Linked DNA regions of Homo sapiens: regions 2 and 3 are each linked to region 1. Evidence: read pairs that join two places in POLR2A ChIA-PET (ENCODE). Cell type or tissue: Panc1. All regions are shown on one strand. Links, peaks and the distances in the headings refer to the core of each region. The heading gives the core; the rest is flanking DNA.

Region 1 (5,253 bases), core at 608-4,607:
AGAAGGAGGCCGGGGTCAGCATCATTAGCGGAAGATGTAACCACAGAAACAGGACATTGGAGTGATGTCAGGAAGGGAACCGGGGTCAAGGGATGCTGGACACCCCCAGAGGCTGAGAAAGGAGAGAGATCTCCCCTGCTGCTTCCAGAAGGAACCCGCTCTGCTGACATCTTGACTGTCAGAACTGTAGGAATAGAAATGTGCATGCATTTTGTTTTGTTCTTTTTGTTCAGGTAATTTAAATATTTTTTTTAATTGTGGGAAACCCACAAAATGTACCATCTTATCCTTTCTAAAGCACATTGTTCAGTAGTGCAATTTTATTATTTATTTATTCTATTTTTTTTTTTTTGAGACAGGACCTTGCTCTGTCACCCTGGCTGGAGGGCACTGGCATGATCATAGCTCATTGCAGCCTCGACCTCCTAGGCTCAAGTGATCCTCCCACCTCAGCCTCCTGAGTAGCTGAGACTACAGGTGTGTGCCATTAGCCAGTCAGATGCCTGGCTAATTACTGTATTTTTAGTAGAGATGGGGTTTTGCCATGTTGGCCAGGTTGGTCTCGAACTCCTGACCTCAAGTGATCTGCCCCCCTTGGCCTCCCAAAGTGCCGGGATTACAGGTCTGGTCCTAGTGGTGTTTGCTACATTGTTCGGCAAGCAATCTCCAGAACTCTCTTCATCTTACAAAATTGAATCTCTGTACCCATTAAACAACAACTTCCTATTAACCCCTCCCGCTACCCCGGCAAATATTTAGACACGTCTGTTTCTAGGAATTTGACTTCTCTCAGCACCTCATGTAGGGGGAATCATACAGCATTTGTTCTTTTGAGACTGGCTTATTTCACTGACATAATGTCTTCAAAGTTCATTTTTATTGTAGCATGTGTCAGAACTTCCTTCCCTCCTCTTGCTCTCTTTTTTTTTTTTTTTTTTTTTGAGACAGAGTTTCGCTCTTGTTGCCCAAGCTGGAGTGTAGTGGCGCGATCTTGGCTCACTGCAACCTCCACCTGCTGGGTTCAAGTGAATCTCCTGCCTCGGCCTCCCGAGTAGCTGGGATTACAGGTGTCTGCCACCACACCCAGCTAATTTTTTGTAGTTTTAGTAGAAATGGGGTTTCACCATGTTAGCCAGGTCGGTCTCGAACTCCTGATCTCAGGTGATCCACTGGCCTTGGCCTCCCAAAGTGCTGGGATTACAGGCATGAGCTACCGCGCCTGGACTCTCTCTCTCTGTCTTTAAGTTTAGAGACAGGGTCTTGCTCTGTTACCCAGGCTAGAGTACTGTTGTGCAATCAGCTCACTGCAGCCTCAAATTCCTCAGCTCAAGTGATCCTCCTGCCTTAGCTTCCTGAGTAGCCAGCACTACAAATGTGTGCTACCACATCTGGCTAATTTTTAAATTTTTTATAGAGACGAGGCCTCAGTATGTTGCCCAGGCTGATCTGGAACTCCTGGATTCAAGCGATCCTCCTGCTCCGGCTTCCCAAAGTGCTGGGATTACAGGTGGGAGCCACCGCACCCGGCCAGAATTTTCTGCCTTTTGAAGGCTGAATCATATTCCATCATATGTGTAGACTATATTTTGCCCATCCGTCTATCCATCCCTGGAAAGTCTGAGTTGTTTTACCCCACTAAGTTGGGGGTCATTTGTTACAGCAGGTGTAAGAAACATACATTCAGGAAATATCAAATTTCAGACAGAGGTTAGTGAGAATACACATAGTTTTTCCGCCCTTCCAAATCCACAGGCCCAGGAATTCTTCTGCCAGGTTAGAAGCCCTGTCCTGGAGTTTGTTCTCACCTGTACAGCAGGATTCGGCTCTCAGACATGTCCAGTTTTTCAGTGGTGACAATAGGAAACAGAGCAGGGACCACCCACCCTGTGTTTTAAGGCCTAGATGGTGGTGATGGGTTAGTCACATGGTCATCCCTAGCATGCAGGATGCTAGAGAATGTAGTCTTGGGTTTGGTGGCCAGTACTAGTCTCCATATCTAATAATGCTGAGGATGGAGGGGCAAGAGGGTTTCGGAGCACATGTGCACATGGCAAGATCAGCCCCCAGGTTTCCTCAAGGGACTCCCTGGATGGGCAGAATTCAGGTGACCAAGGACTCAGAAAAGTATCTTCAAAGTACTCAATACCTCTGGTCAGCACGGTAGCTCAGGTCTGTAATCCCAGCACTTTGGGAGGCTGAGGTGGGAGGGTCACCTGAGGTCAGGAGTTCCAGACCAGCGTGGCCAACAAGGTAAGACCCCCATCTCTACTAAAAATACAAAAATTAGCCAGGTGTGGTGGCGGATGCCTGTATGAAAATACACACGGTTTTCCCTGCCCTTCCAAATGAAAATACACATGGTTTTCCCTGCCCTTCCAAATCCACAGGCCCAGGAATACACATGGTTTTCAGCTACTCAGAAGGCTGAGGCAGGAGAATCACTTGAAGCTGGGAGGTGAAGGTTGCAGTGAGCTAAGATCGTGCCACTGCACTCCAGCCTGGGCGACAGGCAACAGAGCGAGACTCCATCTCAAAAGAAAAAAAAAAAGAAAAACTCAAAACCTCTGAAGGCAGGAGGTGCAGGGGTTAAGGCCTGGGTGTCAGGGAAAACTCAGACTGCTCTTAGCACATACCTGCTGTGTAAACTTGGCCAAGTCTCTTAACCTCTCTGAGTACCAGCTTCTTCATTTTCAAGGTAGAAGAAAGCATGGTACCTTTCTCAGAGGTGTTGGGAGAATTCACTGCTCTTGCATGTGTAAAGCCTCCGGGACAGGGTGGCATCCGTTAGAGAAACTTGTCGTTGTCCTCACTTTGCACTGGCTGTTCCCGTTGCCTAGAATGCTGTTCCCTCCCTCCTCCTTTAGGTTTTCAACTAGATGTCCCCTTCTCTGGCTGCCTTAGAGCAGGCAACTTCTTCTGGGTTCAGCCGGCTCCATCTGCAGCATAATTTTTCTCAAAAGCGCTTCTTTCAGTGACATTGTACATATTTAACTTATTTGTTACTGCCTGACTCTCCCACTGGTATGTCAGCTCCTCGAGAGACAGGGAATTTTGTGTATTTTGTTCTCTGCTGGGCCCTCAGTGCACAGGACAGTGTTGGCCCATAGTTCCTGCTCAATAAATACTTTTTGAACCAATGACAGATTCAATGAATGAATAAAGGAATGGGTCTGTTACAATCAACCTGCTTCCTTTGAAGCCCTCAGCTGTACCTGAATTCCTGAGTAGACACTGTCACTCCCCTGTTCCTGCCTCCCCCACCCCCCAACTGATGGCAGGTTGGGGAGAGTTGGGAGTGCAGGGAGGGCTCTCCTTTTTTCCCTTGAGACGAGGTCTAGCTCTGTCACCCAGACTGCAGTGCAGTGGTGCAATCATGGCTCACTGCAACCTTGAACTCCAGGGCTCAAGTGATCCTCCTGCCTCAGCCTCCGGAGTAGCTGGGACTACAGGGGCACACCACCATGCCTGGCTAGTCGAAAAAAATTTTTTTTTGTAGTGACGGGGGTCTTGCTATGTTGCCCAGGCTGGTCTCAAATTCCTGACTTCAAGTGATCCTCCTGCCTTGGCGTACCAAAGTGGCCTGTCCTTTTCTTTATACTCTGTGGTCTTGGCCTCACTGACTCCGTCCTCCCATCCCCACAGTATCCCTTTCCCTGGGTGGTCTCCCCTACCCTAAGCAGTCTCCTTCTAGAGTCCCCCCTTCCACCCCTCAGGGAAATACTTCCCGGGTTTCCCTCAGCCACCCCCCTCCACATCTGAGCAATCTGCAGATACACAAGCCCCTCACCCGCCCCCTCAAACCCTAGTCCTGCCCTGGGGGCACCCGTGGCTCCTCCTCCTGAGCTGAAGCTGCTACAGCCCCAGGCATGTGTGGTTCAGGAAGTCACCTTCCTGTAGGCGAACACAGAGCCTGGCCCGGGCACGTGTCACTTTCTCTTTCCCCAGGGGCAGCTGCGGCACCTGGCCCCGCCCTGCTCTGGACTTCTCCAGCCTGGGCCTCCCCCACCCCACCCCCTCCGGTGCCTCAGGCCGCTCTGCACCCGTGGGACTGGCCTCTGTCCCAGCTAAACAGTGTGCCCTGGAGCTCAGGCAGGAATGATACCCCAGACCGAGCTGGAAATCAGAAACAGCCAAACCCAGAGCAGCAGGTGGAGATCCAGAAGAAGAGACCGAAGCCAGAGACTTTGAATAAGACTGAATAGAGACCCAAAGCCGTGGAGCCCAGGACACTGCATCCCCCTGGTGAAAAAGGCGCAGGAACCAGACAGGAAGTCCATGCAGCTCAGGCTTTAATAGACAGAACGAGGCCTGTGTGAGTCTCCCCCTGCCCCTCCTGCCGTGGGCTAGCCTCCATCACCCTCTATGGGTCACCATGCTGACTTTGTTGAGCGAAGACCTCCAGCTTCCTTCACTGGGCTAGCCTCCACCCTCCCTGCAGTAGGCTATCTCATGCTCCTACTGCAGGGACTGACGCATGTTCTTCTGTAGAAGAGGGTCCTCTACTATCCTCCCACCAGTTAACTTCCCTATCCTGTTGTCAGCCATCCTCCAATCCCATCAGAGTGGTCTAACCTCCACCCCTCCTGCTGGGGCTAACCTGTGCCTTTGCTGTCTAGGAAGTGTCGCTTCTGCTGAAGGACTGCAGGTGCCGCTCCCGCCTCTTCCCCAGGACCTGGGACCTGAGGCAGCTGCAGGTGAGAGGGGGAGTCAGGCCCACCCCTGCTCTCCCAGCCCCACTCACCTGGCTCTGTAGTGGCCCCTTCATCTTCTCCTTCTCCCTTGTCCCTCTCTCCTCTCCCCACACCTGCTCCCCCTTCCCTCTACTCCCACCTGACCACACTGGCTGTGCCCTCTCCCCTGTGCTTGTCACCTTCACTTGTTCCTCTCTATCCTCCTCCCCCCATCTGTTCCCCTCACCCGCCCCCTCACCTGCTCTTTCTCACCTCTCTTCAGGTGAGGGAGCGCCCTGTGGCTTTGGAGGCTGAGCTGGCCCTGACACTGAAGGTCCTGGAGGTCACCGCTGATGCTGATCCGGCCCTGGGGGATGTCCTGGACCAGCTCCTTCACACCCTCCACAACATCCTCTCCCAGCTTGGGGCCAGTGTGAGTCCTCGGGGCCCGGGCACCCAGGTCTGTGGGCTCTGAGCAGCATCCTTCCCCTGTGGTGGCCCAGGCCCCGCCTCACACACCGCCCTCCTCTGCTCACAGATCCAGCCTCAGCAAGGCCCAGGCCCCGGGGCCGCCTCCACCACT
Region 2 (4,627 bases), core at 628-4,627, 190 kb after region 1:
TTTATAGGTATGGGTGGGAGGGGTCTGGGCAGTATGGCTTGCTGCCCAGCAGGATATTGATAAGACGCTCCCATGATAAGGCAGTTCTGGCCCTTGTTCCAGTAGGATATCATCATGGTGTTCCTTGGACTTTTGTCCAGCAAGATATGATAAGGATGTTTCTTTTTTTTTTTTTTTTTCTTGAGATGGAGTCTAGCTCTGTCACCCAGGCTGGAGTGCAGAGGCATGATCTCAGCTCACTGAAACCTCCACCTCCCAGGTTCAAGCAATTCGCCTGCCTCAGCCTCTCGAGTAGCTGGGACTACAGGTGCACACCACCATGTCCAGCTAATTTTTGTATTTTTAGTAGAGACGGAGTTTTACGATGTTGGCCAGGCTGGTCTTGAACTCCTGACCTCAAGCGATCCTTCTGCCTCGGCCTCCCACCGAGCCACCACGCCCAGCCAATTGTACATATATCTTATTGTAAATCACAATATCACAATGCCTGAATCAGATAACATCCCTACTTCAAACCCTCCCATGGCTGCATCTCACTCAGAGGAAAAGTAAGTTCCTACCACAGACCACAAAGCCCCCACAGTCTGCCCCCATCACCTCTCAAAGTGCATTTCCTACCAATCTCCCCTTGGCTCTAGCCCCATGGCCTTCTTGTCCCTTGCTCCTGCCTCATGGGCTTTGCACTTGCTGTTCTCTATTCTAAGAGCACTCCTTCCCCAGATAGTGATCTTGATGCTGGACAGGAAAGCATCAAAATTGGGGCTTAGCCTGGGAGGGTTCTTGTCTTCACCCAGGAAGGAATTCAAGGATGAGCCCGTGGTGTTTGACAACAATCTTTCATAGAACAGTGCTGCTCCTTGCAGAACAGAACCGGCTCATAGGCAGTGCACCCAGAGTAGACAACATATGAGCTGTTGGCAACTATTTACACTCACTTCTACCCACTTTCAGTTACATGCAAATTAGGGGGTGGGTTAATGCAAATTGAGAGGGTGGGTCATTTAGAACTGTGTGAAATGGGAGATAACTTCCTGGTAGAAAAGGGGCGGTAACTTCCAGGTCGTTGCCATGGCATTTGTAAACTGTCATGCTCTGGTGGGAGTGTCTTATGCTAATAGACAATGAGAGCAGCTAGGGATTGCTGCCTAGGGGTCGGCTGGTTCCTGCCAGTTTCTTTACTTCATCCCGTCTGGACCAGATCCTGTTTTGGTCAGCAAGATTGTGACCAGAAAACAAGTCCTGCTGGTCTCCTACCTCAGTCTGGCTTAATCCTTTATCCCCGCCAGATCTCAGCTCAAACGTCAGCTTCTCAGAGAGGCCTTCCCTGGGTGCCCTGCCTGAAACTTACAACTCCCTCCCCCTCTTCCTACCACCTCCCTGGCTTAGTTTGCTTTCTGCCTCCATAGCACTTACCACCCTTGTAGGTTCTACTTATTTACATCCTTCCTTACTGCCTGTTTTATGCTATAGAACATCAGTTCCTGGATAGCAGACATTTTACCCCTCTCTTTCACTGTTGTGTCCCCAGTGCCTAACCCAAAGCCTGGCAAAAAGCTGGTGCTCAGCAAATGCTTGTGGAATGTGAGGGAGGATGGCACTTCCTCGCAGGGCCATGGTTTCATTTTAACTAGCTTCTGTGTGGGGCTGCCACGTGAGGACAGTTACGGGCCATGTCAGGAAATCATTGCCTGGCTATGGGAATAAAGGTGACAGCCCACGTTTAATTCAGGAAGAAATTTTTTTTTTTTTTTTTGAGATGGAGTCTCGCTCTTGTCACCCGGGCTGGAGTGCAATGGCATGATCTAGGCTCACTGCAACCTCTGCCTCCTGGGTTCAAGCGATTCTCCTGCCTCAGCCTCCCAAGTAGCTGGGATTACAGGCGCCTGCCACCACACCTGGCTAAGTTTTGTATTTTAGTAGAGACGGGGTCTCACCGTGTTGGCCAGGCTGGTCTCAAACTCCTGACCTTAGGTGATCTACCCGCTTTGGCCTCCCAAAGTGCAGGGATTGCAGGAGTGAGCCACTGCACCTGACTTTCTACTTCTGATTTCTTTTTTCCTTTTTTTTTTTTTTTAATGGGGTCTTGCTATGTTACTGAGGCTGGTCTCGAACTCACAGGCTCAAGTGATCCCCTTGCCTCAGCCTCCCAAGTACCTGGAATTACAGGCACACACCACCGCATCCTGCTGCCAGCTGGAAATATTTGATGGGCAGAACTAATGACTTCAAAAGTCCTTATTTCCTTCTGCCTCATCTGTTCTTGCTTCAAAGGTCAGCTCAGCCTTGCTGGGAAGACTCTCCTCTCCCATAAATGATATACATTGGGTTATTTTCTCCTTTTTCTACATATTGTTGTTCCAAAATTATTACACTGTATAGCATTGTTTTATGTGCTTTTTGTTTTGTGTTTTGAGACAGAGTCTTGCTCTTTTGCCCAGGCAGGAGTGCAGTAGCATGATCTTGGCTCACAGCAGCCTCAACCTTCTGGGCTCAAGCAATCCTCTCGCCTCTAGCTGAGACTACAGGCACATGCCACCATGCCTGGCTGATTTTTATATTTTTTTGTAGACAGGGGGTCTTGCTATTTTGCTCAGGCTGGTCTCAAACTCCTGGCCTCAAGCAATCTTCCCTCCTCAGCCTCCCAAAGTGCTGGCATTACAGATGTGAGCCTCTGTGCCTGGCCAAGGTTGTGGTTTTTGCAGTCTTTTGTGATAGTTTTATAATCAGCCACACAAGTGTGAGAACCCTCTCTTCATGGCCTTCCCCAGCTCTGTTTTTCAGGGTTTTCTTAATATTAGTGACTCCATAGTGACTCTGACAACTTTCACCTTTCCCCTTTTTGATTAAGATCTTTCTCCAAAAGCATCACTGATTGATCATCCTGTATTTGGGTTTTGATGTATCTTGATGCTGTGATGTACCTGTCCCAATTGCTGATCTCAATGCATATTGTGGGGGAGTGACTGGTGTCTAGAAGTCAGTATCAAAACCCTATCAACCCCTCTCCTTTTTTTTTTTTTCTTTTTTTGAGACAGTCTCACTCACTCTGTCGCCCAGGCTGGAGTACAGTCGCGTAATCTTGGCTCACTGCAACCTCCATCACCCAGGTTCAAGCGATGCTCCTGCCTCAGCCTTGTGTAGCTGGGATTACAGGAGCACATCACCACACCTGGCTAATTTTTGCAATTTTAGTAGAGATGGGGTTTCACCATGTTGGCCAGGCTGGTCTCGAACTCCTGACCTCAAGCGGTCCGCCCGCTTCGGCCTCCCAAAGTGCTGGGATTACAGACATGAGCCACTGCGCCCAGCCTCAAAACCCTTTTAATCTAAAGCCTGAGAAGGAACTGAAAAAAACAACATATTTGAACAACAAGGGAAGTGTGACGGGAGTGGCTCTCAGACTAAGTTTTCATGGTGTCCGTTATTAAGTTCAGTTTTATCTGTTCTGTAGTCTTTTATTAACATCTCAAAATGTTAGGCCAACATTATTTTGTTAGGAGTTGTACTTAATGCAAAAATTTAACAACATACAAAGTTGTTTTGTTTGGTTTTGTGTTTTGTTTTTTAGACACAGGATCTTGCTTTGTTGCCCAAGCTGGAGTGCAGTGGTATGATCCTAGCTCACTGCAGCATCCAACTCCTGGGCCCAAGTGATCCTCCTGCTCACCTGCCAGGTAGCCAGGACTACAGGCCCATGCCACTATACCTAGCTAATTTTCTTTTTTCTTTCTAGCGATGGGGCCTGGCTGTGTCGCTTAAGCTGGTCTCGAACTCCTGGCCTCAGGCAATCTTCCCACCTCAGCCCCACAAAGTGCTCGAATTACACATACAGGGTTTTAAAATGGAGAAATACAAAGTAAAATTAGTAGTAATATGAAAATTCCACTCTTCATAATGCTTTCAGACAACTTCATAGGCTTACAGAATGAATTGAATGAATCAAAAGGCCTTAGGAAATTAGGTGAGACCAACTGTAACCAAGTGATCTGTTTTCTTCTTTTATGTATATGGATCTCAACTTTTCCCGGAAGAACTGGCCTGTACTACAGGTACAGCATGTAGTATTAGCAATAGCGCAGACATGTCTTAGTTAACCAATGGATACTAAAGGATTTCTTAAGTTAGGTTTTGTTAAGTTGCCAATGGAAGCTATTGGTCATGAAATTTCAACTACATCATTATCCTGCCAAATGAAAAAGATAGCATTGAGGGGGTACAAATCTTATTATGAGTTAGTCTTCTTCCAAATGTCTTGGGAAAAGCTGTCTGCAGTGTGAAAACATCAACTTCTGATTTTCACTTTGTGTGTCTTTGGTCATGATGTCAGACAGTTTGGTGAGCTTTTGTGTGGCCCATACATTGGGCACAAAGTTTGTTCCTTAAAATTGGTCTCATTTCAGCGTATAGGGCTTTGGAAACAGAGCAGCTTTTACTTTATTTATTTATTTATTTAGACAGAATTTTTTCTGTTACCCAGGCTGGAGTGCAGCAGCGCAATCTCAGCTCACTGCAACCTCCACCTTCCAGGTTCAAGCAGTTCTCGTGTCTCAGCCTCCCGAATAGCTGGGTCTACAGGTACATGCCACCAAGCCTGGGTAATTTTTGTATTTTTATTAGAGATGGGGTT
Region 3 (4,627 bases), core at 628-4,627, 150 kb after region 1:
GGGTAGATTACTTGAGGTCAGGAGTTCGAGACCAGCCTGGGCAACACGGTGAAACCCCGTCCCTACTAAAATACAAAAATTAGCTGGGTGTGGTGGCATGCACCTGTAGTCCAAGCTACTTGAGAGACTGAGGCAGGAGAATCGCTTGAACCTGGGAGGCAGAGGTTGCAGTGAGCCAAGATCTCACCACTACACTCTAGCCTGGGCAACAGAGTGAGACTACGACTCAAAAAAAAAAAAATGCAAAAATACAAATACAAAAATCAGCCAGGCATGGTGATGCGCGCTGGTAGTCCCAGCTACTCGGGAGGCTGAGGCAGGAGAATCCCTTGAACCTGAGAGGCAGAGGTTGCAGTGAACCAAGACCACACCACTGCACTCCAGCCTGGGCGACGGAGTGAGACTCTGTCTCAAAACAAACAAACAAACAAACAAACAAACAAACAAACCCACAAAGATCGTGGGCTTCTGAGCTAGCCTGCCGGCATTCAGATTCCCAGGCTGTGTGAACTGGGGTCAGACTCTTCCCCTGCTGTGAGTCTCTCTTGTCAAATGGGAGTAGCAATGGTACCTACAGCTTAAGGTTGATACCAGGTTAAATGAGTTATCCGTCTAAAGCACTTATAAGAGTGTATTTGCCATTGTTACTGTGTAGGCTGAAAAAGGACAGCCATGATCTCACTGGATTGTCACAGCAGCACTACGAGATGGGTTTTTACTGCCTTTCCCATTTTTACAGAGGCCTCCAGGCAAAGCGCTTTGTCCAAGGTCACTAGGCTGGCAAATGCCAAGCCAGTTCATTCATGTGGTTTCTGATTCCACATTGCAACTAACCTTTAAGAAACCCTCTCTCTGCTGGGCATGGTGGCTCACCCCTGTCATCCCAGCACTTTGGGGTGCTGAGGTGGGAGGATCACTTGAGCCCAGGAGTTTGAGACCAGCCTGGACAACATAGTGAGACCTTGTCTCTACAAAAAATAAAAAGAATTAGCCAGGCATGGTAGTGCACGTCTGTAGTCCCAGCTACTCAGGAGGCTGAGTCAGGAGGATCACTTGTGCCCAGAAGTTAGAGGCTGCAGTAAGCTATGATTGCGCCATTGCATTCCAGCGTGGGTGACAGAGTGAGACCCTATCTAAAAAAAAAGAAGAAACTATCTTCTTTGAAGATGTAAAAGACATGAAAAACAAGGAAAGATAAGGAATGACTGAGGAACTGGCACAGATAGAAAAGAGTAGGACTAGAGCCAGGCACGGTGGCTCACGCCTGTAATCCCAGCATTTTGGGAGGCAGAGGTGGGTGGATCACTTGAGGTCAGGAGTTCGAGGCCAGCCTGGCCAACATGGTGAAACCCCGTCTCTACTAAAAATACAAAAATTAGCCAGGTGTGGTGGTGCATGCCTGTAATCCCAGATACTTGGGAGGCTGAAGCAGGAGAATCGCTTGAAACCAGGAGGTGGAGCTTGCAGTGAGCCAAGATCATGCCATTGCACTACAGCCTGGCCAACAGAGTGAGGCTCCATCTCAAAAAAAAAAAAAAAAAAACAAAATTAGCTGGGCATGGTGTCATGCCCCTGTGGTCCCAGCTATTCAAGAGACTGAGGTGGGAGGATCGCTTGAGTCTCGGAGTTGAGGTTGCAGTGAGCCATGTTTGTGCTACTGCACTCCAGTGCCAAACCCTGACAGAGCCAAACCCTGTGTCAAAAAACAAGCAACTTTTCTCCCTGTTTCAACCACATGTCTGTGCAAGAACAGATTTTCTTCACAGGCAAAATCCAAAACAACAAATCACAACAGACTAAAATGAAAACAGATCTGAGGAGAATCCAGTTGTCAGTTACCAAACCAGATACTAAAGAGATTTTAGGCGGGGCGCGGTGGCTCATGTCTGTAATCCCAGCACTTTGGGAGGCCGAGACTGGAGGATCGCTTGAGCTTAGGAATTCAAGACCAGCCTGGGCAACATGGTGAAATTCCATCTGTATAAAAAATACAAAAATTAGCCAAGTATGGGGTGGTGGGTGCCTGTAATCCCAGCTACTCGGGAGGCTGAGGTGGGAGAATCACTTGAACCCTGCGGGGCAGAGGCTGCAGTGAGCCAAGACTGTGCCACTGCACTCCAGCCTGGTTGACAGAGCGAGACCCTGTCTCAAAAATAAATAAATAAATAAAAGATTTTTAAAAGATGCAAGTCAATGCCACTTTCCTCACTCAATTTCTTCTTTTGCAAAATACAGTTTGTTCCTTAAAAATATCATATACATTAATACTGAAGGTGTTTGTTATTGTTAATTTTAAATGACAATAAAAAATTTTAAATGCCTCAGTTTTAATACCTTATTTAGTAAATATTGCTAGCTGTAATGCACATAAACTAAAGCTCTTTGAACTTCTCCATAAATTTTAGTTCTCCATAAAATTTAGTGATGTAAAATGGTCCTGAGATTAACAGTTTAAAACAAACAGTCCTGAGATTTAAAGTGTATGGAAATTGCTGCTACATGCCAAGCTCCGTTCTATCCCCCTCCCCCCCCCCTTTTTTTTTTTTGAGACAGGGCCTCATTCTGTCAGCCAGGTTGGAGTGTAATGGCATGATCTTGGCTCATTGCAACCTTTGCCTCCTGGGCTCAAGCGATCCTCTTGCCTCAGCTCCCCAAGCAGCTGAGACCAGGCGTGAGCCACCATGCCCAGCTAATTTTTTAATTTTTTTGTAGAGACCGGGTTTCACCCATGTTACCCAGGCTGGTCTTGAACCCCTGAGGTCAAGTGATCCACCCACCTCAGTGTCCCAAATTGCTGAGATTACAGGCATGCACCACTGTGCCTGGCCTCCTCCACATTTTTTTTTTTAAAGACAGGGTCTCTCTCTGTTGCCCAGGCTGGAGTGTAGTGGCCAATCATGGCTCACTGCAGCCTTGAACTCCTGGGCTCAAGCGATCCTCCCACCTCAGTCTCCCAAGTAGCTGGGACTATAGGTGCATGCCACCACACCTGTCTAAGATTTTTTCTTTTTCCCTAAGAGGCAGAGGTCTCACTATGTTTCCTAGGCTGGTCCCAAACTCATGAGCTCAAGTGATCCTTCCGCCTCAGCCTCCCAAACTGCTAAGACTACAGGTGTGAGCCCCCACACTCAGCCTCAGTTCTGCCCCTTTACAGGTAGCAACTCATTTACACCTCACCATGAGGTTGTACTAATATTACCCCATTATCCAGATGAGGAGACTGAGGACAGAGAGGTTAAGCCACTTGCCCAAGATTAGGCAGCAGGTACATAGCAAAGCTGGGATTCTAACCCACGTGGTCTGGGTGCCAATGGTCCAGAGTCCAAGCTCTTACTCCCACAGTGGAAGGATCCTAATCAAAGATCGGGAGGCAGTCAGCCTCGTGGGGAAGAGGAGAAGAGGGATGGAGAAGGGGCTGGGTAACCCAGCTCTGTTATCATTCATCCACTGGTTCCTTCCACAACTGGCTCTGAGGCCTACCGTGCATGAACGAACAAACGTGCCAGGTCCCGGAAACACAACAGAGATGCAATGAACAAGGACAGCAGCGGTCCCCTTTTGAGAGCAGGGGAGCACTCTCTGTGGGCTGAGCACCATGATCATTCCCCACACTTCCAGGTGTTCCACAGCCTGTACTTCCTATTCCACAGAGGTGGATGATGGAGGCTCAGGAGGAATGAGCCACCCGCCTAGGGGCTCACAGTGTGGGATTCCTGAGCCCTCAAACAACGAAGCACCGCTGGGCCTCTCTGGTAGAGGCATAGAAATGAGTCAGGGACACTTACCTGGGTAAGACAGATGGACTTGCTCTGGGGCAGCGCTGGGAGCCCCCAGGGACCCCTGGACTCCCAAGGAGAATAGCAGGAGTAGACAGTAACAGGACCAGTAGCCAGGAAGGGGGTGCATGGTGGTGGGGTGGTGATGGCAGACCGGGGAAAAGCAGGGGGACTGAGGAGATCAGCTCCCCACAGGTACAGCAGGAAGGGCTGGGAGGATGGGGAACAGAGGATGATCAGGCAGTGCTCTGGGGGACAACAGAGGCAGGGCAGGGAGGTCTCCTTCAAGATGGGTGGTTATCCAGGTGCTGGAGAGAGAAACCAAAAATAAGAATCGCTAAGGAACAGCAGCAGAGCTCTCTGAGCCTCACTCACAGTGTGCCAACCGCTTGACATAGATTAATTCACGGAAGCCTCACGACATTGCTATGAAGTGGTGGCTGTGAGCATTGTCATCCCCATATCACAGATGAGGAAACCGAGCAGCTGAGTGATTCAGCTGCACAGCTAGGATGGGATGGAGCCAGGATTTGAACCCAGGAGGGCCTGATTCCAGAGCCTTGCTCCTAACCAGAGCTCACTCTCAGTGCTGGGGGTCTGGGAGCGGGGTGGAGGCTGTGTAGGAGGTTGCATTCCGCAGCCCCATCCCCAGCTTTCCATCCTGCTGTTAGAAACCCCAGTTCTCCTACCTACTCCCGAGATTCCAAGCATTCCCGCCTGCCCCCGGGACCTCGCCTCCCTACTCCATCCTTAGCCTTCTATTTTGCTCCTAGTGACCCCAATCCTCCCACACCACCCCCAGATCCTTTAGAGCCCATCATGGCCAGAGCGGCCGCATCCTCTCTCCCCAT

What was found. Peaks named below come from ENCODE experiments on the same cell type or tissue, not always from the same donor. Only the 100,000 strongest peaks of a DNase experiment are listed, where the experiment ranks them.
Region 2: POLR2A ChIA-PET joins it to region 1 with 6 read pairs; 2 of 35 experiments call an interaction of 5 or more read pairs at or near these places.
Region 3: POLR2A ChIA-PET joins it to region 1 with 6 read pairs; 1 of 35 experiments calls an interaction of 5 or more read pairs at or near these places.

The regions. Positions count from the first base shown.
Region 1 is chr19:39,236,657-39,241,909 of GRCh38, reverse strand. It overlaps LOC124904717 (a long non-coding RNA gene), which reads left to right and starts at 4,071. Exons shown (of 4, transcript XR_007067256.1): 1 at 4,071-4,312; 2 at 4,617-4,694; 3 at 4,954-5,103; 4 at 5,209-5,253. It also overlaps the pseudogene IFNL3P1. RefSeq lists a silencer at 3,999-4,088. In Panc1, for the core only: no CTCF peak of the experiment used is centred there; no DNase peak of the experiment used is centred there; H3K4me3 peaks cover 594 bases.
Region 2 is chr19:39,042,695-39,047,321 of GRCh38, reverse strand. No RefSeq gene overlaps it. Among named protein-coding and RNA genes, the nearest start is that of FBXO27, 12 kb to the right of the region's middle. In Panc1, for the core only: no CTCF peak of the experiment used is centred there; no DNase peak of the experiment used is centred there.
Region 3 is chr19:39,084,549-39,089,175 of GRCh38, reverse strand. It overlaps ACP7 (acid phosphatase 7, tartrate resistant (putative)), which reads right to left. Exons shown (of 13, transcript NM_001004318.3): 2 at 3,786-4,084. The coding sequence starts at 3,906. Among named protein-coding and RNA genes, the nearest start is that of ACP7, 2.5 kb to the right of the region's middle. RefSeq lists an enhancer at 4,455-4,627. In Panc1, for the core only: no CTCF peak of the experiment used is centred there; a DNase peak (open chromatin) is centred at 4,385; H3K4me3 peaks cover 861 bases; H3K27ac peaks cover 1,970 bases.